Linked DNA regions of Mus musculus: all the other regions are linked to region 2. Evidence: chromatin contacts called from ENCODE Hi-C or POLR2A ChIA-PET data. All regions are on one chromosome and are shown on one strand. The core of a region is the stretch at or near the end of the contact, and the rest is flanking DNA. Distances in the headings are between cores, read along the strand shown. Region 1 holds the start of Cyth2 (cytohesin 2). Region 2 holds the start of Gys1 (glycogen synthase 1, muscle). Region 3 holds the start of Rpl18 (ribosomal protein L18).

What was found. A loop is a pair of places that touch in the nucleus more often than their neighbours do. ChIA-PET counts read pairs that join two places held with the same protein, here RNA polymerase II (POLR2A).
Region 1: a map of regulatory T cell shows a loop between it and region 2 (2.1-fold over the local background). The contact joins the promoter of Cyth2 here to the promoter of Gys1 in region 2. A Hi-C loop is called at or near these places in 1 of 37 maps with a recorded cell type or tissue (regulatory T cell). POLR2A ChIA-PET finds 5 or more read pairs at or near these places in 1 of 5 experiments (embryonic stem cell).
Region 3: POLR2A ChIA-PET joins it to region 2 with 10 read pairs in embryonic stem cell. The contact joins the promoter of Rpl18 here to the promoter of Gys1 in region 2. POLR2A ChIA-PET finds 5 or more read pairs at or near these places in 4 of 5 experiments (Patski and embryonic stem cell).

The regions. Positions count from the first base shown.
Region 1 is chr7:45,812,544-45,815,849 of GRCm38, reverse strand. Cyth2 (cytohesin 2) reads left to right here and starts at 1,534. Exons shown (of 13, transcript NM_011181.3): 1 at 1,534-1,752; 2 at 2,694-2,841; 3 at 2,937-3,003. The coding sequence starts at 1,734.
Region 2 is chr7:45,433,096-45,436,578 of GRCm38, reverse strand. It overlaps Gys1 (glycogen synthase 1, muscle), which reads right to left and starts at 1,740. Exons shown (of 16, transcript NM_030678.3): 1 at 1,409-1,740; 2 at 1-47. The coding sequence starts at 1,526. Ruvbl2 (RuvB-like protein 2) reads left to right here and starts at 2,115. Exons shown (of 15, transcript NM_011304.3): 1 at 2,115-2,327. The coding sequence starts at 2,316.
Region 3 is chr7:45,716,585-45,719,867 of GRCm38, reverse strand. Rpl18 (ribosomal protein L18) reads right to left here and starts at 1,797. Exons shown (of 6, transcript NM_009077.2): 1 at 1,729-1,797; 2 at 529-615; 3 at 232-339. The coding sequence starts at 1,731. Sphk2 (sphingosine kinase 2) reads left to right here and starts at 1,866. Exons shown (of 7, transcript NM_203280.3): 1 at 1,866-2,167; 2 at 2,805-2,875.

The sequences.
Region 1 (3,306 bases), core at 285-2,784, 380 kb before region 2:
CCTCACTCATGTTCCCTACTGGGAGCCAGCACCATCGCTGGCACTGGCTTGCCTGAGTGCTGAGTCCACCCATGCCCTCCTCTGGTTCTCATCTTGCTTTATCCTTCAGAATCCCCAGTTAATAACCGGACAGGATTAATTAGCTGGCAGCTCTCCCACCTCCAAGTCCAGGGCAGGGACTGGGAACAAAGGAGACCATGGCGGAGAAGGATGCTAAGTTGGTTGGGCTGAACAGGCAGGGACATGGGATTCTAATGAAAAGAGAGAACTGGGTAGAACTGGTGTACCCAGGGTCTCCAGAAGAGAAGGCATGGGTCACGCCAGTCGTAAAGGTCACAGAGGGGATTAGGAGGCTCCGTGACTAATCCAGAGGCTTACCCAAGTCCTGGCCCAGAATCCGCCCCCACCTGAGCAGCTCAGGGACACAAATGAGGACAAGACCTGGAAGCCCCATCATGGGCCTGGGATTTACAAGTGTGCCGGAGTTCCCCATCACACAGGCCCCTCACTGCTTTCCCTGTAAAGAGGAGAATAATGTGTGGAGGAATGAGTTTAAGAAGAGCAGTGAGCCGAGCAGTGGTAGCGCACGCCTTTTAATCCCAGCATTTAGGAGGCAGAAGTAGGAGGACTTCTGAGTTCGAGGGCAGCCTGGTCTACAGGGTGAATTCCAGGACAGAGAAACCCTGTCTCGAAAAGAAAAAAAAAAGGGGGGGGGGCAGGAGTGTGGGAACTGAAAAGGTTGGGTGGAAGGAGGACTTTAAGCACAGGGTCTTGGAGAGTTGACAGAGTGCCAGGCAGAAGATTCTGAGGAAAAAGGGGTGTCTTGGGAGAATGCCTGGGGAAGGCAGGATTTTAGGAAGAGGAAGCTAAGAGGGAGAGTTTAGGAGGAAGAGTCACCGCGCATTCACGGTACCCAATACCATAACATTTGGAAGAAAGAATGCTTTTATTTACCATCCTTTGATTCTGAGGAGATTTGAGGTATGTAGGAAAGTCTCATGTAGAGGTATGAAAAGGGTTCAGAGATAGCGACCTGCAGAGAATTACCCTGAGAAAGGAGGCAAAAAGACCGACCTGTGTGGCTCGCAGTTGCTTGGCAACCACTGCGGTCAAAAGCTAGCGTGGAGGGCCAGGAGGTGTGGCTCGAGCTGCAACCCAAGGTTGAGACCCCGCCCTTGACAACAAAACTAACAAAGCACCGCCCCCTAACAACGAATGCCTGTTGGGGGGGGGTGGAGGGTTAAGTACCGCTAGTCTGGCTTGTGCGCAGGCGCAATCTCCCCTCTCCATGAAGCCACACCTCCTGGTCACTTCTTTATCAATTTTCTTATTGGAGGATAAAGCTGCCAAGGATTTTCCTTTGTTTCGGGGGCGGGACCGAGCACACTACCCACAGTCCGATTGGTCAGGCTAGCAGTCTATCGCCAGCTGTACGTGCCTGCATCTCCTTCTTGTGTGCCTATTGGTCCTGGAAATGATCCTGTGGGGCTAGGGGGCGGAGCATTCTGGGAGACCCGCAGCAGATTGGGTGGTGTCAAAGCAAGGGGCGGGCCCCACCGGCCGGGCGGTTGGGCCGTGAAGGGAGAGTCTTTTCGGCGCTGAGGACGGGCGCTGAGGAGGCGGCGGTGGCTCCTGGGGCGTTTGAGCGGGCTCACTCGAGCCCGCGGGCCGACGCGGACGCAGGCCCAGCCGGCGGAACCGCCCCGGACTCCCCGCGGGCCTTCCTAGCCGCCATGGAGGACGGTGTCTACGGTAGGCCGGGCGAGGCGGGCGGGCGGGCGGAGCGGCTCCCGAGCCCCGCCGCGGACAGCAGGGCAGTGGCGAGGCTTCTTTCAGCGCGCGGGACGGGCTTCCGGCGCGGTCGAGAGCCGGGGGTCCCGGGCCATTGTTTGGGCCGAGCCCGCTTCCGGCGACGGCGGGCGGGGCGGGGCGCGCAGCGGGGCGGGGCGTACACCCGCGGGAGCGGCGGCCTGGCTTTCTTCCTGCGGACCTAGGCTTAACGCCGTCCTTTCCGACCCTGACCCAGGGTCCTGCTGCCGTAGCTTGTTTCTACTGTGTACCCCAGATCCAGGCCACGTTGTCCGCTATGGCGGAACCAGAACCTCGTTTCTTTTCCAAGAAATGCACCCAAGATTCAGGACCCCCAACTTTCCCATCATGATGGAGCCAGAATCTGGCCCCCTTACGAGAAATGCACCCCAGGTTCATGCTAGGATCCCTACAGTGGTGGATCCAGAAGCCAGAGTCCTGGTGTCTTTCCAAGATTTGCATCCGAGATCTAGGACCCCAAAGCCCTTTTGATGATGAAGCCATGAGTCCAAGGCCCTGTGTCCTTCCAAGTAATGTTTCCAATATCCAAGCATCCTGTTCTACTGTGTTGGGACCAAGGAGCCAGGGCTTCCAAATAAAGCATCTAAAATTCAGACTCAGGAGTTTCTAATTGTGGTGATGGGTCCAGAATCCCAGGGACTGGTTGCCTTTCAAGTAATTGGCCCAGAAATTCATCCTCAGACCTATGAGCTGGGATTCCTAGGCACTTCTGACACAAACTCAGGACTCAGTTTTACTCCCTCTCCTCAGACTTCTGGTACCCATTCCTCTTCTGGACAGGAATCCAGGCCCCCAGCCCAAATCCTTTCTCAGGATGCAGGAGTCCTGACCCCCAGAACTAATTTCTTGACCCTGGTCCCCAGAGCCCCCAGACTTGACTCCAGAGGAGCGCATGGAGTTGGAGAACATCCGGCGGCGCAAGCAGGAGCTGCTGGTGGAGATCCAGCGCCTGCGAGAAGAGCTAAGTGAAGCTATGAGCGAGGTGGAGGGTCTGGAGGCCAATGAGGGCAGGTGAGGCCTGTGGGCACTCATGGGACATGGGGCTTAGCCAGGGCCCTGGATGCTCAAGCATCGGCCCTTGGCTGCTCCCCACCCTGCTTTTGCAGTAAGACCTTGCAGCGGAACCGGAAGATGGCAATGGGCAGGAAGAAATTCAACATGGACCCCAAAAAGGTTAGCGGGGAAGATGACTCTGGCATGGTTTTCATATCCCTGGTTCTAGAAGTGTTAAGACAATAGGTAGCCTTTAGACAGCAGACTCTGGATCTCTACACATCTGTTCCATGATTATCTGTGTAGTGAGGGCCTGGCCCTGTGCTTTGCAATGCTGTGAATCCTAAGACCCTGTCATAGCCTAGGCATCCCCTAGATAGAAGTGCTAACAGTTCAGGGTGAGATAGGGCAGTAAGAGAGGGGTTTTCCCGACACAGGAAGAGCCAGGAAGGGATTCCATGTTCATGGCTTGATGGACAGGTG
Region 2 (3,483 bases), core at 491-2,990:
CCCTGTCACCTTCGCCTTCGTCTGCAGCACAGTGTAGATGCCACCCACTGTGGGCCAAAGTGCAAAAGGACAGACAACCCCACCATTGGTCCATAGCTTTGAGACCTGGCAGGTAATGGGATGTATGTGGGTAGTATTGGGGTAGAAAATGGGCAGGAACCTATAATTGGGAATCAGGGGAGGTTGGGACTGGAGGGTAGGGGTCGTGGAAAAGCAAACCTGAGGATAGCCCTCTTGAGTTTATGGAGAGAGGGGACTGAAATCAGGATGCTGAGGGAGGAGCAGGCTCCAGTTAGACTCCTGGTCATGACACAGGAAGCACTCTTTAGTCTCCTAATTCTTAGAGAATTAGGAGCAGGAAGGCTCTAAAGCTCTTGACTTTCAGATGCAGTGGGAAAAATGGTACATGGCCCTATCCAGCTACCCAGTTACCTGAGGGAAGCTTGACTTATTATTCCACACCTTCAGGGCCCCTAACGATGCTAGCCCTGGGCTGGGACACAGGGACTGCTGGGCCCTGCTCCTCCTGTGACCCCACCTCAGATTTAGGAATCTGGGTCCTCAGCCTTCTCACCTGAAACTGGTACCCTGGTAGTACACAGCATTGAGTCTGCCATCTCCCAACATGCTGAGAGACCTAGTCTCTTTCTCCCCAGGATCCAGAAAAGGAAATGTTCAGATCCACAAGGCCCAGCTGCTGGGATTCCCAGCCCAGCCTTCTCATGAGCGAGAAGCTAGTGATCTCCCATACATACTGTGGGTGGGTTCCTCCCATCCTAGGGCCCAGCTCCTGACCAACTTAGGACTTCCAGCTTTCCCAGTCCACAGGGAGGGAGGCACCTCACTACATAGGAAGCCAGGACTTAGGCCCTGGGCTCCTTCAAACTCGACATTCAAGTTCCCAACTCTTTCCCACCTTGTATCTAAGAATTTGAGTCTCCAAGCCCCTCTTGGCTTTACACTGGTTCAGGTCCGCTATGCCCCCTGAAAAATCCATGAATCCCAACCTTTAGGAACACCCCAACTCCACAGTCACGTCCTCTGGACCACAGACCCAAAAGCTCCAGTGTTCCTTGGGCTTAGATGCACTAACTCCTTCCACTTTTAGATCTCAGGTCTCTCGGCCCTCGAAAACCTCCCTTCAAGACCCAGGAATCTTTCTCTGAGTGCCCTCTTCCCTAGATTGCAGAACCTGAAGCCTCCTTCCATCTTAAGAGTAGTCTCTTGTCCCTTCCCCCCAGGGCCTAGGACGCCTACTCCAGCCCCTTCACAAGGACACAGAAGTCACAGGCGCTTTTCCCAGGACCCAAGACTCCTCCACGTAACTCTTTTCCCGTCTGAAACGGAGTTTCGGGGCCCCATCCTCGCCTGCCCTTCTTGGTCAAGGGACCAACGCTGACGTTCTCACCCTTGTTGGCCACCTCCCAGGCCACCTCGAAAAGCACTGCGTTCTCGGGGTCGAATTCATCCTCCCAGTCTTCCAATCCTGGAAGCGAGGACACAGAGAGACTGCGGCTGAGAGGCATGGCTACTGCGGGCAGGGGACTTCGAGCACCAAAACTGGAAACCAGAGAGATCGGCTGGGAACGCAGCAGACTTGGTGACCGGTAGAGTTAGCGGGTGTCCCAGGGGAAGCTTGCAAGGCGCTCCGCTTCCTATTGCACGACCGCACCCCCGCCCCAGAGCGCTCCGACTCAGGTAGGGTGAGCTGAGACACTGAATCGGGCGGGCAGCTGCAGTGAAGCCTCGTGGCCGCCAGGAGGCACTGCCCACCCTGCTGGTCTAGCACGATTGGTCGGCGGCTGGGGGGCGGGGGCTATTGCGTCTACTTATTGGCGGATAGAATCCAGTTTCCTTGGCCAGAGGCTCCTGGGGAGCTGCGGGGGCGGGGCTTGTTTCTACGCAGCATGGAAGTGATTGGTGAACAGAGCTGTCAATCTCAGCTGTAGGCCCAATTTGGTGAGGAAGGTTGGACAGAGAGGGAAGGGATCGTGGAGGACGTGTGGTTGCTACAAAATGTGCTCAGAATTTTGCAATCGGACTTAGCAGTTGCAGGGCGGGGGGGAAGGAGGGGGGAGGAGGCTAGGTAAGAGGAGGAGGAGCAAGAGACGTCAGGAACCCACCCGGGATTCAGAACACCGGCTTTCCAATTTAGCCTCGCGGGCTGGGCGCGGCCTAGTGTACGCCCCCTACAGGAATTTTATATATCTTATGGGCCATAGAGATGACTGGATGACCGGGAGCCTAGAGAGGATAAAGACCGCGCTCCTAGCCGATTTCCGTTTCCGCTGAGGCATTGGCGGTTGGTGTGCATCATGGCAACCGTGGTAAGTGTTGGGTGCATGTGGAGGACCGACAATGACCCTTCTTAGAGAGTCTGAAGGAGGGAGCTGGAGAGGACTCTTGTATCTGAGGGAGGAGTGATAAGGAAGATGCCTGGTTTGACGGAGGAGGTCTGGGGAGTACTCCCGAGTCAGAGGGAGGATGCTGAGGACACCGAGTCTGAGCAATGGATACAGAGGAGAATGCATGTGTCTAAAGGAAGAGAGCAGAGGAGAATGCATGAATCTGACGGAAGGGGGCTGAGGAAGTCGCCAAGGAGGGCTTGGGAGGACACATGGATCTGTGGGAAGTGTTGGGAGGAGAGGATACCAGGGTCTGAGGGAAGCAGGCTGGTGTGTGCACCTTTGTGTTTGAGGTAGGCAGGCTAGAGCCTGAATCCCTAGATCGGAGGGACGATCACAGTGGATGAGGCCTGGTTTGGAGGAGGAGGAGGGCTAGGGAGGGTGCCTGGGCCTAATAGAAGAGGGCTGGACCTGGACTCCTGGATGTGGAGGAAGTGTATTGACCACTGAGGAAGGAGCTTCATTGTGGCTTTAGAAGCTAGTAGAGAAGGCAACAATGTATTCAGAATCCTAGATGTCAGGCATGGTAGTGAAAGCCTGCACTTGGGAGGCAGAGGCAGGTGGATCTCTGTGAGTCTGAGGATAGCCTGGTCTACAGAGCCAGTTCCAGGACAGCCAAGGGTTACACAGAGAAACAACAACAGAAAGAATCCTGGGTCTGATGGAAGAGTCATGTAGACACTCAGATTTCTCTGTGAATGAGTGACTAGCCAGAGCCTGGAGTGACAGAGTCGTGGTTCATCCCACAATGCGTTCTGGAAACTTCGTCTGCCTCTTGATGTAGTCAGTGACCAGTTCCAAAGTCTCATCCCAGTGTCCTGCGAGGTCTGAGACTGGTACCCTGGTCTTCTGGGGAAGATTAGTAAGTGGGAAGTTGTGTTGTGTGCTTGAGAGCACAGGTCACAGGAAAGTGTGTCCGAAGCCAGGAGTGTGACAGTGAGGAAGAGAAATAGAGTCTGGGTTCAGAGCATGGGGTCTTGTCCAGAGACTGTATTTTTCAGAACCTCACCTAGGGCACGTGTCTGTGCCATCGCACAGTTAGTTGAATGTTACAGTGAGCGAATAAAGCCCAGGAAGT
Region 3 (3,283 bases), core at 548-3,047, 280 kb before region 2:
ACCAAACAGCCAAGACCTCCACTGGCTGAGGCCGACCTCCCCCCAGTGACAGGGCCCCAAGAGCTTGCCAGCTATGACTGATTGTTGAAATCTTTCTTTCCAACCCCAGAAGTGACCCAGGTCAGAGAAATCCCCAGGTAGAAAAAGACCAAAGCACAGAGGCCCGCATCCTCTGCTGGCCTTACCCCACCGCCCCCAAACATGTGAAGCGCCCTCTGGCTGACTACTAACCATGCGGGACAGGGACAGAGGTGGCCGGTTGGTTCGGCTCATGAACAACCTCTTCAGCACAACCTGATTGAAGGTGGAGTTGGTCCGTCTGGCCAGAAACCTGTACAGCTGCAAGGGAAAGGAAAAGATTGAGCATGGGACTGCCTGCGCCACCCCCAAGCCAGGACCCTTCCACAGCTCTCCCATCCCGCTCAACTCCTGGTGATGTGGGGGGTTGGGGCACTGTGTCCAGGCTCCCCCCTCTCCCCACCCCACTCACTTTGGGAGCTGTAAGATGGCGTAGCACCCCGGGCTTACCTTGACAAGCAGCCGCAGGTAGATGTCCTGGCTCTTGGGCTCCTTGCGCCGAACCTTTCGGTCCTTGTTGTGGCGAATGTCAACACCCTGAGGGAGGTGAACCACCATAGAGCCAATTGTCAGAACCACTGCCCTATATCTTTGATGATATCTATACCTGTTCGTACCTGTAACTTTTAGGCTACTTAGTCGACAATTCAAACCTCAAAGGATTCAAACTAGAGGAAGAAGACATGTCCCACCCCTGACAAGTTCACTTAACACACACAAGTGATGTTTTTGTCTCGGCTTGGGACCATTCCTCCCAGAGTCCAGAAACTCATTGAAACACTGTCTCGGTGTAAAAACTGAGCTGCACAAGACAAGCGGCTGCTGGCTCAGAGTCCCTTAGAGCTCAGCTCTTGCTTAGCATGTGAAGGCCCTGGTTCTGGGCCCAGTATGGATGAGAGTTCAGATCCCTGTAAAGATGTTAGCTTTTATTTATGTTCTCAAAACTAGCTCCCAATCTGAAAAACAGTCAAAAAGAAGCCAACAGTACATTCTAGACGTGGAGACGTGTTTGTGACAAAGCCTTACACTACGTCCTTCAAATCAACCCTAGAAAGACCAAGTGCTCGGGTTAATTTTATCCCCCACTCGTTTTCCAAGCTGTTAGCATCCTGAAGTAGTTACTGATACTAACAGCGGTTTCATTGCACCTTCAAGGCTCTTCATAAACGTCTTCCCAACATACAAGGCAGGGACAGGATTACTACACACCAAACACACTAGGAGCAGTGTTCCGGGAAGGACTGACGTACGCTTGTCCCCAAACCCGGCAACGTGTAGTGGCTCCGCTCATCGTAGCACTCAACTTCCCAATGGCAAGTTAAGAAACAGGGACACTGGGAGCAGCGGTCCCGCTTGGAAACGCAGCACTCGAAAGATTGGTGCGAGGGAGCGGCCGTGGGCTCGAGGCCGGACTGGACTCACTGGGAGCTGCAATCAGCCTGGCTCATGGAGCCAAACTTTGTAAGGAAGACGACGAGCCTCGGGAGGCTCCCGGGACCGGCCACCGGCTCCGGCAAGTTCTGATCGAAGGCCCTAGCCTGTCCCGCAGTTCCCCTTGGCACCGCCTGCACCCCTCCGTCGCGCTACGAGCGGGACTTGCTGAGGATGGCAGCGGATGGGCCACTCGGGGAGACCGCTCAGCGAGCTTACCATGATGGCGCCTCCTGCTCGGCCAGGTCCGGAAAGACGGAACCGCGCCGGAGTGGGCGGGGAAAGAGCGGCCTGCGAGACGCACTCGTGACGCAATGCGGGACACTCTATCCGGAACTGGCGTCTCTGTGGTGCACGGGTGACGTCACATGAGCGCGACGCGGAGCTCTACCACAATTTGGGTTTCTCGATGGTATGTGGGAGGACCGAGTAAACCGAGGCTTCCAGAACCAAAGAGAAGTCAGCCTGAGGAAAGGGCTGGGACCCGGAGCCTCTCTGGCCTTTCCCCGTCCCTGCTCTAACACTCTCCAGGGGTAAAGGGACCGGAGAATCAGAGACATGATCGGAGCTTGCTGGACGAGTCGCGTGGTGACTCTCTGGCCGCACGCCGACCGCTTCTCGGTGGCTCGCGGAGGACCCGGTGGGCTGTGTGTCGGAGGTGAGGCTTATCCCGCCCTGAAGAAAAAGCTCATCTCACACTTCCTTAAATTCTCGGCTGCCTTTTCCTTATGCTCAACTTACTAAACAGAACTGAAGTTCAGGAAATCCTACTAGATCTCTCACCCGAGACTTTCTTGCTGCTATTCAACCCATAATACCTTATTATTATTATTATTTAATATTTTGTGTTGAGCTTTTCCCCCTGCCCTTAAAGATGACCTCTTCTCGGATCTCTCCTTTGTTTTCGTCCTTAGGGACAGCCCTTTTTTTTTTCCCCCTTCCTAAACCAGACTGGTTGAACTGGCCCAACATTTTCGATGTACATATTGATGTGCAGAGAAGGCACGCAGAACTCCCGGTTTGGAAAGCGGGTAGATAACAAGCTCCAGAGAGACTGAAATAGAGACCATGACGGTGGTTGGAGGTGTGGAGGCCCGAGGGTGAGAAGGAAAAATGGTGAGGGAACCCCGGGCAGAAGGAGAGACAAAGATACAAAACTGAACAGTTGGCACCTCACCATTTAGTAAGCTAGTTCTAGTGCCAGCTCTGTCCCCCACTCACCCCCCCCCCCGCCCCTTAAGTCAAGGTTTCACAAAGTTGCCCCAGCTGGCTTTGACTCACTCTTCCTGCTTCAGCCTCCGAAGTAGCTGGGATCACCGTCTTTCAACACTTGGCCTGGCTCTGCCATTTAAAGTTGTGATCTTGGGTAAGTGATTTTCTGTTTTGCTTTTTTTTCCTTGTTTGGAAAAAGAGAGTGATGAAAAAGACTCCCTTTTAGGGTGTCTTCCCTGAAAGTGTCTTCACTCTTTTGGTATGGAGTACCTGAACTTGGGTAGTACAAGACAGGCCAGCTGGATGAGAGAAGCAGGCTCTGGGATACTGAGCCTGCAATGTGCCCTCCTCTTCAGAACCCCAACCTGGCCCTGCACAGGGAGTTAGCAAGACTCTTTACGAAAACCGCCTATACATACATGGCCTCCAGTTTGGGGCTCAAGCCCTGCTGTGACAGCAGAGGCCTGGGTGCCCACTGGACACCTAAATCCAAGGGGCAATGGAACCAGGTAAGGCTCTAGCTACAGAATAGGTTCTCAACCTGTGGGTCTGGGCCCTTTCA